2 separate regions of the Homo sapiens genome follow, and region 2 is linked to region 1. The links are chromatin loops, found by intact Hi-C in ENCODE. Cell type or tissue: GM12878. All regions are shown on one strand. Each heading gives the region's core, and the rest is flanking DNA. Links, peaks and the distances in the headings are about the cores only.

Region 1 (10,185 bases), core at 3,967-6,466:
ACATAGTGTTGGAAATTCTGGCCGTGGCAATCAGGTAAGAGAAAGAAATAAAGCGTATTCAGTTAGGAAAAAAGGAAGTCAAATTGTCCCTGTTTGCAGATGACATGATTGTATATTTAGAAATCCCCATTGTCTCAGCCCAAAATCTCCTTAAGCTGATAAGCAACTTCAGCAAAGTCTCAGGATACAAAATCAATGTGCAAAAAATCACAGGCATTCTTATACACCAATAACAGAAACCAAAACATGGAACCAAAAAAGAGCCTGCATCGCCAAGACAATCCTAAGCCAAAAGAACGAAGCTGGAGGCATCATGCTACCTGACTCCAAACGATACTACAAGGCTACAGTAACCAAAACAGCATGGTACTGGTACCAAAACAGGGAGATAGACCAGTGGAACAGAACAGAGCCCTCAGAAATAATACCACACATCTGCAACTATCTGATCTTTCACAAACCTGACAAAAACAAGCAATGGGGAAAGGATTCCCTATTTAATAAATGGTGCTGGGAAAACTGGCTAGCCATATGTAGAAAGCTGAAATTGGATCCCTTCCTTACACCTTATACAAAAATTAATTCAAGATGGATTAAAGACTTAAATGTTAGACCTAAAACCATAAAAACCCTAGAAGAAAACCTAGGCAATACCATTCAGGACATAGACATGGGCAAGGGCTTCATGACTAAAACACCAAAAGCAATGGCAACAAAAGCCAAAACTGACAAATGGGATCTAATTAAACTAAAGAGCTTCTGCACAGCAAAAGGAACTACCATCAGAGTGAACAGGCAACCTACAGAATGGGAGAAAATTTTTACAATCTACCCATCTGACAAAGGGCTAGTATCCAGAATCTACAAAGAACTTAAACAAATTTACAAGAAAAAAATCAAACAACCCCATCAAAAAGTGGGCAAAGGATATGAACTGACACTTCTCAAAAGAAGACACTTATGCAGCCAAAAGACACATGAAAAAATGCTCTCATCACTGGTCATCAGAGAAACGCAAATCAAAACCACAATGAGATACCATCTCACACCAGTTAGAATGGCGATCATTAAAAAGTCAGGAAACAACAGGTGCTGGAGAGGATGTGGAGAAATAGGAACACTTTTACACTGTTGGTGGGACTGTAAACTAGTTCAACCATTGTGGAAGACAGTGTGGTGATTCCTCAAGGATCTAGAACTAGAAACACCATGTTCTCCCTCATAGGTGGGAATTGAACAATGAGAACACTTGGACATGGGGTGGGGAACATCACACACCAGGGCCTGTCATGGGGTTGGGGGGATGGGGGAGAGATAGCATTAGGAGATATACCTAATGTAAATGACGAGTTAATGTGTGCAGCACACCAACATAGCACATGTATACATATGTAACAAACATGCACCTTGTGCACGTGTACCCCAGAACTTACAGTATAATATAAATAAATAAACAAACAAAGAAATGATACCATCTAGTTATCTAAGCAACTCAGTCTATCTGGACATCTGCTTAGGGTGACTTGGGACAGCCAACTTGAAAAAAGGCAGCTCTGTTTTCTAGCACAGAGGCTGTAATTTTCTCCTCCCAGGTCACCCCTCCCCATACCGCCACACTTACATGCCCTTGGCCCTGCATCCTCAGGCTCTGGAGACTGGCCCAGTTAGGTTAAAAGCTCCTTCTTCCTTCCTTGCTGTTTACTCAACTTTCTTTCAAGAGTGAAAAGAAAAACTACCTTTGTGTTTGGATATTTACAATACATGGCGTCCTTTAAAAGTTGGATTTTTCTCTTGCCCATGTGTAAGGGCAGAATCCAAAGGAGCTTCTGGGAGGCCCGCTACAGCACACATGGAAGGCAGTGGGGATGTTCCTTGACTCAGTTATTTGCCTTTCCTGCTCAGTTAACATGAAGGACCTGTCAATGTCATTCTGTTTGAAGGCTGAGCATCACAGAGTAGTTTCCTTGACCCCACACTACTCAGCCATGCACATTTAACTTCAATGTACTTTAACTTAAATTCTAAGTCAACCTAAATGGTCTAAGCCAGGAATCAGCAAACATTTTCCTTTTTTTTTTTTTTCCTGAGACGAAGTTTTCCTCTGTCACCCAGGCTAGAGTGGAGTGTCAAGATCTCGACTCACTGCAACCTCTGCCTCCTGGGTTCAAGAAATTCTTCTGCCTCAGCCTCCAGAGTAGCTGGGATTATAGGCGCCCACCACTGTGCCTGGCTAATTTTTTTTTTTTTTTTTTTTTTGTATTTTTGGTAGAGACAGGGTTTCACCATGTTGGCCAGGCTGGTCTTGAACTCCTAACCTCCTGATCCACCCACCTCAGCCTCTCAAAGTGCTGGGATTACAGGCATGGACCACTGTGCCCAGACACATTTTCTTGAAGGAACAGATATTAAGCATCTTAGGTTTGTGGGTCATACATAGATTTACATAGTCTAAAGCTGATTTTAAGCGACAATAAAACTTAAACAGATGTGGCTGTGTTCCAATAAAACTATATTTGTAAAATCAGACAAGGAACACTGCAGGCTATAGTTTGCCATCTCCTGATCTAGGGAAGCTCTGTACTATCATAAAGCCAAGGCTTCTAATGCGACAGGGTAAACAGGTTAAGAAATCATCTCTTCCTAACTTTCACCGTATTCTTTTCTTCTCCTCCTTAGAAAGGAGCCAGGGCTTTATGTACTGGAGTACTGAGCTTCCCTTGCCCAGAGAAAACTTGAAGACTTTGTTTTTAAAAACCTCAAATTAGGCCAGGCATGGTGGCTCAGCCTATAATCCCAGCACTTTGGGAGGCCGAGGCAGGCAGATTACCTGAGGTCAGGAGTTCAAGACCAGCCTGGCCAACGTGGTGAAACCCCGATGTGCACCTGTGGTCCTAGCTACTCAGGAGCATGAGGAGGAAATCCCTTGAAGCCAGAGGCTGGAAGTTGCAATGAGCCAAGATTGTGCCACTGCACTCCAACCTGGGCTACAGAGCGAGATTCCAGCCTGGGTTACAGAGTGAGACTCCATCTCAAACAAAAAAAAATCCCTCAAATAACAGAGCAATATAATAATTATAAGAATAGTTGACCTTTACTGAAGGTTTACTAAGTGCCAGGCATGGTGCAAAGAATGCCTCATGACAATTACATTATTTCTTCCTCACCACAACCTTATGCAGCAGGGATTTATTGTCATTCTCACTTGCCAGGAAACTGAGGCTTAGGGAGCTCCAAGGCATAGAGAGGTCTGGGGAAAATGATGATTTCAACACAGGAAGGCTGATAACAGAGCCTGTGGCCTTAACTGCCACATGTATTAGAATGCTAGAACTGGAAGTGCCAGAGATGGAGGTTCTCAAAAATTGAAGTGATGGAAAATAACCTGAACCCAGAGAAAGCTGAATTACCCCAAAACCAGGGAATGAAAGGGCTCAGTGAAAGTGCAGACGCACGCCCCATTACCTATGATTGACAGGAGCTTTGATGGAGCAAGTATGTGAATCCCTGGGGACTGAGCACTAAGCTTAATGTTAAAAGATGGTATGAAGTCCCAGCAGCCACATCTGGCATGGAAGAGAAGAAAGAGGGGCTTCAGAACCAACCTCCCTGAAATGAACCCAGATTAGAGAGAAAAAAAGAGTCACCACTAATTGAGTTTTCTTTTTATTTATTTATCAATTTAATTAATTAATTATTTATTTTAACTTTTAGTTTAGGTTTGGGGGTACATATGAAGGTTTGTTACATAGGTAAACACTTGTCACAGAGATTTGTCATGGATATTATTTCATCACCCAGGTATCAAGCCCAGTACCCTGATTTTTCTTAATACTCATTAAGTCCCTGGAACCATTTTCCAGCCCTGAGGGGAGGGGGTACCCGAAATAACTCTGATTAGGCATCATGCCAAGTAGACTGGTGAGGTCTGAGTTAGATGTTATTTAATTTGGCAAACTAAAGAAATATGAGTTTCCTTATCATCAAGAATCATAGAACAAATCCATCCTACAAAACTGGGGCTTGAGGGAAGGGATGGTAAAGAGATGCTACCTGTGGTGATGGAGCAAAGAATAGGAAGCTTAAGTTTCTAGCTTGCATGAGTAGAGTTGGTCATTGAAGGAATGGGCTAGTTTTGAAGAATAAGAAGTGGAGTGGTGGGAGGTATAAATCATCTAATTCAAATTAGCAGGGCATGATGGTACATGCCTGTAGTCCCAGCTACTCAGGAGGCTGAGGTGGTGTATCGCTTGAGCCCAGGAGTTTGTAGCTGTAGTAAGCTATGATTGCCCTACTGTACTCCAGCCTGGGTGGCAGAGCAAGATTCTGCCTCTAAAAAATAAATAATAATAATAATCTGATTCAATCTTCATGATCATAGCAAAAAGTTACTCAACACTGTCCTAGGAACGCATACTAAACTTGCCTTCTGTTTCTATGCTAAACAATACTGGGACAAAACAATAAATTACTCAGTTCTTTGCTCCAAAGAATAACTACTCCTGGAAGATTAGACTGTCAACTAATTAAATAGCTTACTTATCAAAACTAACATCAACATTTGGTTCAAAGTTTCACCTTTTTCCCACCAATCAAAAATTAGTATGCCATAACCTCAGCCCAATTCCAATCAGTTTCTGCTTTGCAAGACTAGCCTGAAAAATCACCCTAAACTCTACAGATATCTTTCCCTGACCTCTTCCTTCTGAGACACGACTAGAAGTCTATGAACGTGTTCTCCCTACTGGAATAAGTCTAAAAACTCAGCTTTGCTTGGTCAACAGGCTTTTCTGATGGTCCTTCTGAGGAGTCAGCAGTTGACAATGCAATTGGAACAATTAAAAAATAGTAGGAAATGAATATCATTTAGAGATACTAAGGTAATCACTTGAAAACAGAAATGGTTAAAAGGGTCTCCCTCTGGTGGTGGGGAGGGGACAGAGCAGGGGACAACTGCATTCATGACAAGTCTTTCTGTACAGCTTTTTAAACATGTGTGCATATTACTTTGATAAAAACATATCAAACATTTTAAAAATAGTAGTAATGCAGTGGCTGTTAGGCACTTTTCTCCAACCAAGAGAGCCAGCACTACTCCTTCTGGATTTAACCCTAAAAACAATATAATACGGAGGTAACAAAGAAACATTACAAGTATGTCCATCCCTGTTACACAGACAGAAAAGTCATAGCATAATAAGTATATTTTACAGGCACAGGGATGAGACCAAGGGCATGGAAATATTGCCAGAGTCTGTGCTGTAGGACTTCCTACAGATTATGATTGTTTCAATGAGTTGACCTAAATGAGTTTGGAATTGGGTCCCACTCCATACCCCCACTTCCATCTGCTCAGGCTACACACATTCCCAGCCAACTTCTACTCTGAACTCACCTCCAACAAGAAAGTGTCACGAGGGAAGAAGTCATTTTTCTTATAGGACAGACCATCTTCCTGGGCCTCAATTATTTTTTAATCTTAAATCTTAGAAAGGAAATTACCTTTTCAGATTGGAAACCACTTTCTGCCTAGCTCCAGCTTGAGTTGACCTATGAAGCATTTTGCTATGAGAGTGCTGTGTTCTTAGTATTTGGAAGACCGATGGAACATTGAGGGGAGGTTATGGAAGTAATTTGAGAGGTCTCAGCAGACCAAATGCAAATATACTTCTGTTCAAAAAATAAATATGTATGTGAAGAGCTTCTTTGAAAGAACTTGTTTTGTTTTGTTTTGTTTTGTTTTGTTTTGTTTTGTTTTGTTTTTTTGAGGCAGAGTCTCACTCTGTTGCCGAGGCGGGAGTACAGCAGTGTGATCTCAGCTCACTCAGCCTCGACCTCCCAGGCTCAAGCCATACTCCCACCTCAGCCTCCCAAGTAGCTGGTACTACAGGCGTGTGCCACCAAGCCCAGTTACTTTTTTGTATTTTTAGTAGAGGCGACGTTTCTCCATGTTGCCCAGGCTGGTCTCAAATGCCTGAGCCTTAACTCAAGCAATCTGCCCTCCTTGGCTTCCCAAAGTGCTGAGATAACAGGTGTGTGCCATGGGGTCAGGCCTTGAAAGTATATTTTTATATACATCCATGTGCACACACACACACACACACAAACACGCGCACAAATACACACAAATGCCATCGGCAAAGATCCTTTTTTTCCATTTTAAAAACCATAAAACAAGTTGAGTCTGGATCTCCTTTCCCCCAGACCTTGGAACAAAAAAAAAGCTATTCACTGAGTCAAGCCTGTCACCCCCACACTTCAGAATCCAACACAGAGTTGGCTCAGATACACTTTCGTGACAGCAGTGTGACTTTTTTGAAAACTTCAACCCCTAGTTGAGGTAAGGGATATACTAACAAGTGTTTACTCAATAATCATTTGTTCAATAACATCTGCTGCACATCTCTACCTCCCAGGCACAGTACTAGAAACTGGAGATAGAGGTGGACATGACCAAAGTTCCTGTCCACAAAAAGTTACGGTCTAGTGCTTTTTGAGTAGTAAGTGCATTATAAAAATTTGATGACTAAGTGAATTAGTAAAAAATTATGTCTAAAATATAATATAATCACACCTGAGTGGTAGACCTGTCTTTAAAAATATTTTTCATGTCAATAAAAAGAAACTAAATTGGGAAAATATACTATGATAGGAGATATCTATGAAGATACCTTAGGGAGAAAAGACAGATACAAATCTCTATACACAGTTTTGCTTGTTAATGAGAAATATATACATATATATGTATTTCTTCCATGGAGATATATATATATATATCTCCATGGAAGAAAAAATAAGTCTATAATGAAGCAATCCAAAGTGTTAACTCTAATTTTTGTTAGAATTAGAAAGTATTCGTTTTCATATTTCTACTTTTCTATTTTTTTCAATTCTTCTGTACTAAACACACATTCTATATATAGGAGGAAATTTTATTTTTAGTAGAGAAAAAAATCACTATGGTAATTCCGCACATAGTAATAGAACTAGAATGAAGAGATCTTCAGAAAACATACCAGACTGACAAGCTAACCTCATTTCTATCAACTTTTCCTCGGTATCACAAGACAACTTTATTTTTGGTTCTCAAACCTTATATCTGAGCGGTGTGGGAGTTGCTAATGTACAGAAAAGAAACCAGCAACTCTGGCTCTGGAAGAAAACAGAAGAAACCTTTACAGCAGCACAATCCAGGAAACAATAAGGAACTTGTTTAAGGCAGCATACACCTGGCGCAGCAGATCCCTTAAAATCACACAAGCCTGGAAATGTTGTTAAATGGCCTCTTGTTATTTTTATTTCATAAGTTCCTGAACTCACGAAATTTCTAATAGTACATTTCATATTTAGTTTCTATTAAAGGAAGTTTTCATTCAACATAAATGGTAAGTATCATAGAAGAAACAGACAATAGCAGTTACAATAATAGCTAATGACTTTTATATGCTTACTATGTTCCAGGCACTGTACTATCCATCGCGCATGCAATTATTTCATGTAAAGGGGATTCTGAGCCCCATGAAATAAGTCCCATTCTTATTATACTTAAGGAGGAGGAAACTGAAGAGAGATGATAAGGAACTCACCGAAGATCCTAATGCTCAGTAGAAGAGCTGGCCTCAAACCCAAGTCTGACTGCACTTCACATCCCTAATGACTCAGCTTCTTAATTATTTACTGTTGTTTTTCTGTCCCTGTACCAAGAAATTTTCAAATTTTCAATATTGTTTCTAAAAACTGAGAGGGGAGAAAATGCAAAGTTTAAGCTTTAACAACCTCTATTTACCCCTTTCCCATCTTCCTTTCATTTTTTTAAAGAAAGTAAGGCTTTGGAGAAGGAAACATCCTAATAACTTCATTAAGGCTGAAAGAATCAGCCGTTACATATTATTTGATTGTTTTCACATCGTTTTTTGTCTTCTATCTTTTACTGAAGAAACACATGCCACATCATATTTGGTATTTCAACCAGTCTCAAGGGGTTTGATACAGAGAACAGCGTAGGCAGAATAATGGTCCCTCTGATTAATGTATTGCTTCAACTTAATATTTAGAATGTAGTGGAAACAATCAATAGGCACATACTCTTCTTGGGAGTTACAAATGTTTATTTAAACAAACTCAATGTTTCCTTTGTGTATACTGCACTCAACAGCTTGAAAATGGTTAGAAAACATCTACACTCTTGAAAATCTCAGGTAAAATGCTAGTGAATGGGAGAGGAATTGTGTGCGACAACAACAGCATGTACACACTTAAGGAGCATTATTCTCTTCTATTATTTGATACTTGAGTAAACTTGGTACTTGCTAAGTTGGGTTTGGACAAAATGTCCCACTCCTATTCAAAATCATGACAGCAAAACCGAAGCGGTTTTTCTCAACCTTCAGAGCCCTTAAGAAACATGGAGACTCATAAGCTCCAACTTCAGAAACTCCAGCTGCACTGGGCACCTGGGAATGAATACTTGACAAGCTTCCCCTGCTATTTGGATGCAGGTGGCATAATTCATACTTCAAGAAATACTGCTGTGAATAGGAGTGAATAAAAGCATGGGCTATAGAGTTGGCCATATCTATATTTAAATAATGGACCCTCCACTCACGGACATGGTGTCCTGAGTTGAACAACATAATCTCTCTAAGCCTCAGCTTCTATATCCATGAAATAGGAGGATAACAAGAGTATCTTGCAGAGTTGTGAGAGTGTGTGTGTGTGTGTGTGTGTGTGTGTGTGTGTGTGTGTGTGTGGAGAGAGAGAGAGAGAGGGGGAAAGAGAGAGAATGTTTGAATATATATATAATTACTATTTGAAAAGAGGAATCCTGTAGGCTCTAAAACCCTTGCTGGCTTGCTCTATTTCTCAGTCTTCTCTCAAGGATATTGATTCACCTTTGCATTTTTCTCTTAGTTAATCTTCCATGAGTATTAATTGTAGTTTGCTTTGATCATGAAGTCCCAAAATTTGTAAAAGCCTTATTAGGCATTCAAACAGTTCCTTCTACATTTCAAAATATTAGAACATCAGGAGAGTCTACTGCCTAATTTGGCCTTAGTTTGTACAATAATTGTAACTGGTCTCCTCGGATCTGTTCATGCAGAGCATAAATCCCTAAGAATGGAAGACCAATTAATTAGTTATTAAAGTATAGTGCAGATGTTTTCTAATAAGAGCATTCTATATATCTATTGATTTTTAAAGGATGCACACACACACAAGTGGACACTAAAATCTTTCTATTGCCAGGCGCCGTGGCTCACGCCTGTAATCCCAACAGTTTAGGAGGTCTAGGCAGGGGGATCACTTGAAGTCAGGAGTTCAAAACCAGCCTGGCTAACATGGTGAAACCCCGTCTCTACTAAAAATACAAAAATTAGCCAGGTGTGGTGGTGCACGCCTGTACTCAGGAGTCAGCCTGAGAATCACTTAAACCCACAAGGAGAAGGTTGCAGTGAGCTGAGATCGCATCACTGCACTCCAGCCTGGTCGTGACAAAGCAAGACTCTGTCTCAAAAATATGTAAATAAAATAAAATAAAATAAAATCTTTCTATTATGTTAGAACAATACATTAGTTGGAATTTCAGTTTCTACAACTTATAGAACTTTTACAAAAACATTATGCTATAGGCTGGGTGCAGTGGCTCACGCCTATAATCCCAGCACTTTGGGAGGCCGAGGTGGGTGGATCTCTTGAGCCCAGGAGTTCAAGACCATCATGGACAACATGGCGAAACCCCATCTTTACTAAAAATACAGAAAAAAATAGCCAGGCATGGTGGTGCTGGCCTGTAATCCCAGCTACTCGGAAGGCTGAGACATGAGAATCACTCGAACCCAGGAGGTGGAGGTTGCAGTAAGCCGAGATTGCACCGCTGCACTCCTGCCTGGGTGATAGAGCAAGACTCTGTCCCCCACTCAAAAAATATGCTATAGTTTGTATCAATACTATAAAGCTGAGTGAAAACATGTTTTAATTTGAAATTCAGGTTTCCAGGGCATTTGTGGGTTTGACTTTTTTATTAATATGTAATAGTCATACAGTTAAGCACCTAAATCCTAAGGGCTTAATGAATCTTGGCAAAGTGGGCACACTCCTGTAACCACAAATGATATCAAGATATAGAACACCACCAGCACCACAGAAGGCTCCCTGTTGCCCCTCCTGGTCATTACCTCCTCAACAAGT
Region 2 (9,159 bases), core at 648-3,147, 790 kb before region 1:
AGAATCTGGAATCTGAAAATGATCCAGAAGGTCACAGAGGGCTGTCATTTCCCAAAGGCATTCTCCAGAGCCTCCAAGCTCCTCACAGCTGCAGATACAGGTATAGGTACAGTTCCTTAGAGAAAATAGCTCCACAGAATGACCAGGACCTAAGAAAGCTCTTAGCAGGGGTGTGCTAGAGCCATCTCCTATCAGCTCATAGAAGAACTCATTATATTTTTCAGCATTTTGTGAGCCAGTTGACATGAGTTGATAACCTGAAATTGGCCATGGTGGGAGCATCAGCACCACAGAAATTCAGAAATGTGTATTCACAAGTGTTACAAATTAGGCTTTTTTTCCCCTCTGAGAGCAATTGTTAAACATTGGCCAGCATACCTCTATCCATTACCCCTTTCCAACAGACAAACTCCTCTTAGATCTGTTTTACACATACACACATACAACCCTTGTGAGCTGCGGTGGCGGTGGCAGTAACTGTGGGTTCAGGGAAAGGAAAGAATTTCCCCAAGTAATAAACAAATGTATTTAGGATTAATCACCATTTTAGATCATCCTTGAGTTACTACTCCCTTTGGAATCCCAAATGCATTCCCCTTTTATATTAAATATGGTCAACTGGAGACTAAGGAGTTCAATCATTTTTGCATAGGATCAGAAATTTATCAGAATCTTTTATCTTCAATTATCTTCTGTAATTTTATGTGTTCATCTAACATGGACAAAAGGAAAGAAGTTACAAAGTCCTGCACTGCATTGTACAACTGTGATCCAAGAGGTGCCATTTTCACTTCTGCATCATGCTAATTATCCATGAGCCTATTCCCTTTTTTATTTTTGCTACTACTGAATGAAGATCCTTACAATGTAATATCTAGCAATGTTCTAATGTTCCTGAACTATATATTATTTGTTTTTAAGCAAGAGGCTCTCTGATTATTTCTGGTTCCTGGTCTCACTCCACTAAACTACATGAGCCCATAAACCTAATCTAAACAAATCATTTTGAATTTATTTTTTCTGCATTTGCTGCCTTCATCTTAGTTTTGCATCACTTCAGGCATCAACAAAACTATTTTAATACAATCCTTTCCCTCTACTTCTGCAAGATTAGAAAATAAAAGAGAACATTTATAGCTACTAGGTGAGCTGGAATATCTAAAAAGGGATTATATCCCTCCCTATTTGTCAATAAATATGACAATAGTTCATGTGAGAGTAAGCTGAAGCTGAGTGGCCTATAACTAATTCTGAAAATTTCTAAGCTTTAGAAAAGGATATCCAGGACTTGAATGCTCCTGAAACGATACAACACATTCATGCGTAATCAGAGATACGTAGATTCAAATAAATCTACCTCTACAATCTTCAGAAAGCAATTTTTGGAGTCAGACACAGGTGCATTTTGTTAGAGTTTACTGAAACTCTTTACATTGTAAAGCTGTAGTGGTAGTCACCCTTAAGTTATTCATAGACAATTTCAATTATTTATTCATAGACTCACATGATGTTATTTTTCATTCAGATCCAAAGCTTGTTACACATTCTGCAACAAAATATTTAATGAAATTCCAAGACTTAAAAAATCTTGCAGTGAAAGCAAGAAAGACCTATCAATACTGAGTCAACAGAGTGGACCTACCAATTCAACCAGGCTTGGTACCCAAAGGCACAACTCAACATAAAGTTAACATTTCACTATGTAAATTCTAACTCCAGTTTCTTTTTGAAACACACCTTCCGGTCATCTATTTTTCCTTCTTGATCTGTTCATAAGTCATAGGACAGAATCAATTACCTAGGACCCTTTCATTGTCAATGAAAATATATTTCCCAAAGTGGGTTCTGTGAAACACTATTATAGGCATTATTACAGTTGTTTTACTATTTTTTTTAATTCCAGATTTGGATAAATTTGGGAGATGTGGGTTTTCACTCCTTGGGGACTTCTCAGAGCCCTTAGTATATTAATGTACATCAGAACTCTCCAAGTAGGGCATTAGAACATACAGTATTATCCATACATTTTAAAACAAAAGAATTTTCTTCTCATGGAGAATCTCATTGGACTAGTATCCCACGAAGCACACTTTCAAGAATGCTGGTTTATAAGACACAGCTGAGATTTGCATATAGGCACCAAAAGTGGAACCACAGAGAAAGGGGGAAATCATCTGAGATCCCTCTCACATGAGCACACTGGCTGCAGTAAAATGAGCAATAGAAACTGCTGAGTTCTTTTACATCTATTTCCAGATCCTGTCAAAATGAATAAATAAAGGTAAGCAGGGTAGGAGGACAGCAATCCTGTGAAATAACCTCCCCCCAGTCTATTTGATAGTTTCCATGACTTGATCATTGACTCATCAAAATAGACAGATGTGCTCTTATCCAGCAAAGTTTAAAGTTAGAGATAAAAACAACAACAAAAACCTGAGCTTCACCTTCAGCAAAGAAGTGTCAGCTGGAGACTTTAGAAATTCAAAGAGGTAAAAACAGAACTATCATTCAACCCAGAAATCCCCTTACTGGATATAAACCCAGAGAAATATAAATCATTCTACCATAAAGACACATGCACAAGTATGTTCACTGCAGCACTATTCACAAAAGCAAAGACATGGAATCAACCTAAATGCCCAGCAATGATAGACTGAATAAAGAAAATGTTGTATATATACACCATGGAATACTATGCAGCCATAAAAAAAGAACAAGATCACGTCTTTTGCAGAAATGTGGATAGAGCTGGAGGCCATTATACTTAGAAAACCAAAGCAAGAACAGAAAACCAAATACTGCATGAGCTTACTCATAACTAGGTGCTAAATGATGAAAACTCATGGATACAAAGAGGCGAACAATAGACAATGGGACCTGCTTGAGGGCAGAGGGTTGGAGGAGAAAGAGGAGCAAAAAAAATAACTATTAGGTACTATGCCTAGTACCTGGGTGATGAAATAAACTGTACAATAAACCCACATGACATGAGTTTACCTATGTAACAAACCTGCACCTGTACCCCTGAACCTAAAATAAAAATTTTAAAAAATTCAAACATCCTGCCTAGGATTACAAATTTATTAAAAAATTATTTCCTTCCATCTAAGCTCTCTATCAGAAAAGTAATCATGGAACCAACCCAAATGCCCATCAATAACAGACTAGATAAAGAAAAAGTAGTATATATACACCACGGAATACTATGCAGCCAAAAAAGGAATGAGATAATGTCATTTGCAGGGACGTGGATGAAGCTGGAAACCATCATCTTCAGCAAACTAACACAGGAACAGAAAACCAGACACGACATGTTCTCACTCATAAGTGGGAGCTGAACAATGAGAACACATGAACACTGGGAGGGGAACATCACACACTGGGGCCAGTTGGCGGGTGGGGAGCAAGGGAAGAGAGAGCATTAGGACAAATAGCTAATATATGCAGGGCTTAAAACCTAGATGATGGGTTGGTAGGTTCAGTAAACCACCATGGCACACATATGTAACATGTAACAAACCTGCTTGTTCTTTACTTGTATGCTGGAACTTAAAATAAAATTTAAAAAAAACTCAAAAAGAGAAAAAAGTAATCACCTGATATTCACCGGGATAAAGAAAGGAATTTAGAGAAATGTCTTTTGTCCCTACAGTTGAGGCGTAAAACCTGACAGTGAGGATGAAGGCCCTTAGAAGCCACGCAGTTCCACTAACAAGCCCATGTAGTTATTTCTACCTCCATTACCTGCTGCTTTATTAATATAATTAACCACTATTTATTGAGCTTCTGCTAATGCCAGGCACTATGCTAGGCTGTATGCCTATATTTTTATTTTATCCTCTGACCATGGTAACATCGGTTGTCTTATTATCCTGATTTCACAGACTTGGCACAGAGAAGTTCCGTCTCATGTCAAAGATCACACAGCCTGGCTGGGGTAGAATCTGTATCAGGAGGCAAGTCTGCCTGACTCCAAAGATCATGCAATGCCCCTTCTCCTTTTTTTTTTCCCTTCCACCACTCTTCTGTCATGCCTTTTCCCTAGCTATTACCATTTAAAAGCAGTTGTGATTAAAAACAAAGGTCAGCTGTCCATAACTTAACTCAAATGTTCTTTCTTCCTTGCTCTTAGAGACAAATTACCATCTTCCATCATTCACGTGGACCAAGAAGGATTTAGGCTGAGATGATTATGCATAATAATCTGGGTCTCATTACAAGCTGAGCACTTGGAAGGGCCATTCTCTCAGCCCTTAAGGCAGCTGAACTTGATCATATTTTCATTTTCTTTTCTCCCTATATCCACTAAAGATCAACTGACACAGAACAAATGAAGTTACTAACAATTTACTGATTTCTTTAAAATATATATCTTCAATAAAGGAAGAACAAACAGTCAAATGACTGAAATCTAAGTACGGAATGTGAAAAATGCCACTCTCTAAAATTCTCAAAGGAAGAGAAGAAAATAAAGAGGGGAAGGAGAAAGAGAGGGGAAGGAGAAAGGGAGAAAAAGAATCGAAGGAGGGAGAGAGGAATGGAAGGAGGGAAGGAAGGGTATAGAGATCATCTGCATTAGAATCTTCTCAGGCTGGGGGTCCCTGAGCCCACTCCAGACCAACTGATTCAGAACCTCTGGGGTGGGATCCAAGACTGCATTTGCACACACTCCTCTCGTGACTATAATTTTTTTAATTCATTTATTTTTGAGACAGGGTCTTGCTCTGTTGCCTAGGCTGGAGTGCGGTAGCATGATCATGGCTCACTACAGCCTCAACCTCTCAAGCTCAAGTGATCCTCTTGGCCTCAGCTTCCCAAAGTGTTGGGATTACAGGTGTGAGCCATCATGCCTGTCCTGGTGATTGTAATTTACACCAGATTCACCTTACCCTAAGAAGTGACTTGTATATGTGTTGCTTATGGAAGTCAGAAGTTTCCCAAGTTTAAGAATTCAGCATTTAGCTCCAGGAAAAATTGGTCATAAATATGATGATGACACATATGTGAGACAATGACTGCATGAGTCCAGGAAAGAATAAAGACATTCTCCTGAGAAAGACTCCTCGTTGGAGCCTATGGGTTCTACCGGGCAGGTGACTCACCCGTTGGAGTCACAGGTGACTCAGCAACAGGGTTATGTAACAAGACCACCTTCCTTGGTGCTAATTTTAGATTTAAATAGAGAAACTATTTGAATGTCAAATTAACCTTTTTATATAGAGAGAGAAAAAGTATAACCCAATGTAAGCACAAGGTAATAAGCACAGGGCAACACATTCAAACAGATGCAAAGCACGTGGAGTGAAAAGTGAGTTTTCCTTCCAGGCCCAACCACTTCTTTCTGGCACTTCAGAAACACACTTTGTAGAACCAATCACTTGTATTTGTGTGAACTCCTCCCTGTTAATACAAAGGGAGGAAGCCCATTATACACACAGTTCTCTCCTTCACTTTTCCCAGAATAACATATCCTGGAGGCCATTCTCCACAGTACATACACATTTACATCGTTCTTTTGAACATCATCACAGTCCATGTATTTGACCAGTTCACTTTAATAAACATTTAGACTTTTTCTAATCCTTTGCTAATAGAAATGATGCTATAAGGAACACTCTTCTTCATATGGCTTTGTCCACGTCGGGGGATATATTTTTAAGATAACTCTGTGGAAGCAAAATGGCAAGGGCAAAGGATACAGGCACTTTTGAGATATTGCCAAATTTTCCCTCCCAGGAAGTTGTAGCAATTTAAACTTCTATTAATAGTATATGATACTACTTGTTTCCCCCACACCTTCACCAAAGCAGTATATTTTTGATTGTGATTTAATTTGCCACTTCGACTTCTTACTGGAGAAAGTGCTGACCAGCAAACATGAATGTAACTTGGCAGCTATATTTCTCCTGGAGAATGAATACATTGGCATTCTAATTTATCATCTTCTTATGCATTAGGTAAGTATGAATCTGTGGCCTTGACCCTCTTCAACTCTGGGTAAATTTACAAACTTTAGTTTCTGGGCCTGCTAACACAGGTGAACAGTGATGCCTCCAAGAGAGGACACATCTACAAGACTGCTGGAAGGAGTCCTCTTTTAATTTTACTCTTCCAAGTTTTAAAAATAAATTGCAAAATAATTTTTCTCTAATAAGTTAACGATTTAAAATTGTAATTCAATTAGAAATTTTTTTAAATATTATGAACCAAATTTTTCTTGCTCAAGTCTGCAAGAAGGGAGGAACTCTGTGGAACGCTTCAGATCAGACCACCTTGGCGGACATCAAAGATCTAATTCAAATGACATCTACTCACAGACTCAGTGGTCTGCTTCATGGATTCAAAAGTTAATCAAAATTCATACTACAAATGCTGTTACTAATCGCCACAGCAGCAAACTAGAACCCCTCCTTGCCCACCACTTTTACACTCCACCCCCAGAGAATAACAGACAACATGCTGTTTCTTCCAGTAATTCTTAGGATGTTATTGATGTATTGTTTATTTTTCATAGAGTCCATGCACTTAGGAGGAAACAGGGCATAATATATATGCACTTTCAGAAAACTGTTTTAATGTTATAAATAATATCCAAAACCATTAATGAGTTTTAGAGGTGGCTGCCTTGCAGCGGGGAATTACTTAAGCACTGGAAAGCCAATCAACAAATATTTATTTTGCAACTTCTGTGTGCATGCCTAAAAAATCTTATTCCATTAGTAAAATAAGTCCATCTAGAAAAATACATTAATTCAACGCATATTTACTCCACACTCACATGTTGCACCACAGCTCCAAGTGTGAATGAGGCAGAGACCCTGCACTCGAGTTAGGAAGACACAGCCAACTGAACTGATGACTTAAACGCAAAGGGACAGAGCACAGGCTATGGCAGGATTACAGAAAAAGGGCTCCTCATCAAGCCTTGAGGGAATCAGGGAAGGCTTCCAGGAGGAAGCAAACTGATATGATTTCCAAGAAGGATTCATCCAGGGGGGAAAAATGGACAGAATTAGGGAAATACTATTGCTTAATCATAGAAGTTCACCTAAACCCCATGAAAGTCAGCAATAGTACCGTTTCTACCTGAAATACAGTCAGCCCAGGATTAGAATATGTTCAGCTCTCATGTCATAAAATCCCTAAAGAACTTTCTGAAAAGCTAAGCCCACTGATAAGAATAAAGGAAAAGCATAGCACCCCACAAACTAAAACATATTTTCCATTACAAATACATTTTCACCAACTCTGAAAAACCAAGTGGACATTTAACAGATCCTAGAAGACTTTGCTCCCTAATTGCCTCCCAATAACCCTCACTCTCATTAAACTACAGCATGACCCTCTAGTTTGGAGGCCCACCTTCTCTTTACTCAAAAATTTCCAAACCTAATGAGAGATAGTCTTAGAGAAAGATGATGGACTTAACAGACTGAGACGTATTTTCCTTCCTTGGTGTTTACATTATTTGACAGCAAGGAGCCCCAGAGCAGGAGCTAGTTCCAAGCAAAGTCCCCAAAGAATATCAACAAGGAAAAACAGCCACTAGGCTGTATAAATCCACTTGCTATAAAATTCCAACACACACATAATAACCAGCATATGAAGCTGAATCCTTATAGGAAAACAATTCAAAATCCAGGTACATTCATCAGGCCCTCCCCATGTCGTGGAAGACTAAAGTTAGTAGCTCTTCCATATGTTACACTATGAAACAAGATGAAAATGGCAGAGAGGAAAATGAAATGAGCCTTCTGAGATTCATTCTTTAGTTTGTTCGTTCAAATACACGGCAGAAGAGGGTGCTTTCCATACAGAAATTATTCCGTTTTGACACACTCTAACTTAGGCTATTTGGAGGAGAATTGTCTGGCTCTACCTTACAGTACACACTTCCCAAAGTCCCACAAATCATGTGGCTTTGGGAGAAGAGAGAGTTCGGGGAGCATTTACCCCGACCATACCAAAATGAATTAACAGGGATTAATTTGGGTTACATGGTCTATGTGCCAGTCAGAACAGCTTCCAGTGTGTTTCAGAATTTAAGGTGGGGAAAAAAGAAACAGAAAATCGGATTTCAAAACTACCCTTTAATGAAAAGCTGTTAAAGTGATTTATCTTAACAAAATAATCATCAAATTAGAAGCTATATGTATTCTTAAGACATTTTGAACTCCACATTGTATCAAAATTAGGTAGAATATATATATTATTATATATATATTATCTCTCTATATATTCTCTATATGTAACCTCTATATATATATATACTATATATATTCCATATATATACTATATATACTCTCTCTCTATATATATATATATATAAAATCATAGATACACCATGATAATTTACTGAGAATACTAAAGGAGATGCGAATAAAAAATATGTATCTAGTCTATTTGTTAGAAATCAGGTATACCTATCTGCAACAGACAAAAATAACAATGGCTTAAGCAGACATGGTCTAATTTGCTCATGTAAGTCTGAGGACCAGCAGACCAGAACTTGTCTGGCCACTGGCACCGTGGTCATCTAAAACCCAGGCTGCTTTCAGATTCTCTTCTACCACCTCTGTGATGGTTCTTATTCTCCTAGCCCAAGATGGCATTCCAGCCATGCCATTCACTGCCTGGGCAGCAGGATGGAGGCAGGGCAGGCTTCCAATCTTTAATGACATGTTCCAGAAGTTGCGCCCATCACTTCTCATTGTCACTTGTCAGAATTTGATTATACAACCCCACCTAGAAACAAGGAAGGTTAGAAATGTAATCCTTCCTCTAGGCAGTTGTGCAGGCTCCCAGAAGAAACAGAGCTGGATTATTCAAGAAAGGTAAGCGTCAGAGGTAGTAGGAAAGTAGCCTGAGTCTGGAGAGAGTGAGTAGAGCCTCCGTGAGATCTTGTCCTCTCTTCTAGCCCCTCATCTAGCAAGATTTACAGTGGGTTCCTGTGCCTGGGATATAGCACTGTCTTGATGGTTATAGCAAAGGTCCCAGTGGCTGTGCCTGGCTTGAAAGAAGTCAACAGCAGCAATAGCAAAGCTTGACCTCAAATTGATGGCACAGACAGGCATAAAGAGAAGCCTGCCCATCGCTGGGTATCCTGAAGACCTTTCTCCAACATCTAGGGGGAAAATGTGGGCTTTCATTCAGTGGGCA

Evidence for each region. Peaks named below come from ENCODE experiments on the same cell type or tissue, not always from the same donor. Only the 100,000 strongest peaks of a DNase experiment are listed, where the experiment ranks them.
Region 2: a loop joins it to region 1, with 2.8 times the contacts of the local background. A loop is called at or near these places in 9 of 110 quality-filtered maps.

The regions. Positions count from the first base shown.
Region 1 is chr3:61,366,407-61,376,591 of GRCh38, forward strand. All of the region lies in intron 3 of LOC105377114 (a long non-coding RNA gene), which reads right to left. Among named protein-coding and RNA genes, the nearest start is that of FHIT, 120 kb to the left of the region's middle. In GM12878, for the core only: a CTCF peak has its summit at 4,927 (motif pointing left); no DNase peak of the experiment used is centred there.
Region 2 is chr3:60,583,959-60,593,117 of GRCh38, forward strand. The region is part of intron 4 of FHIT (fragile histidine triad diadenosine triphosphatase); the gene reads right to left. Among named protein-coding and RNA genes, the nearest start is that of MIR548BB, 29 kb to the right of the region's middle. In GM12878, for the core only: no CTCF peak of the experiment used is centred there; a DNase peak (open chromatin) is centred at 2,136.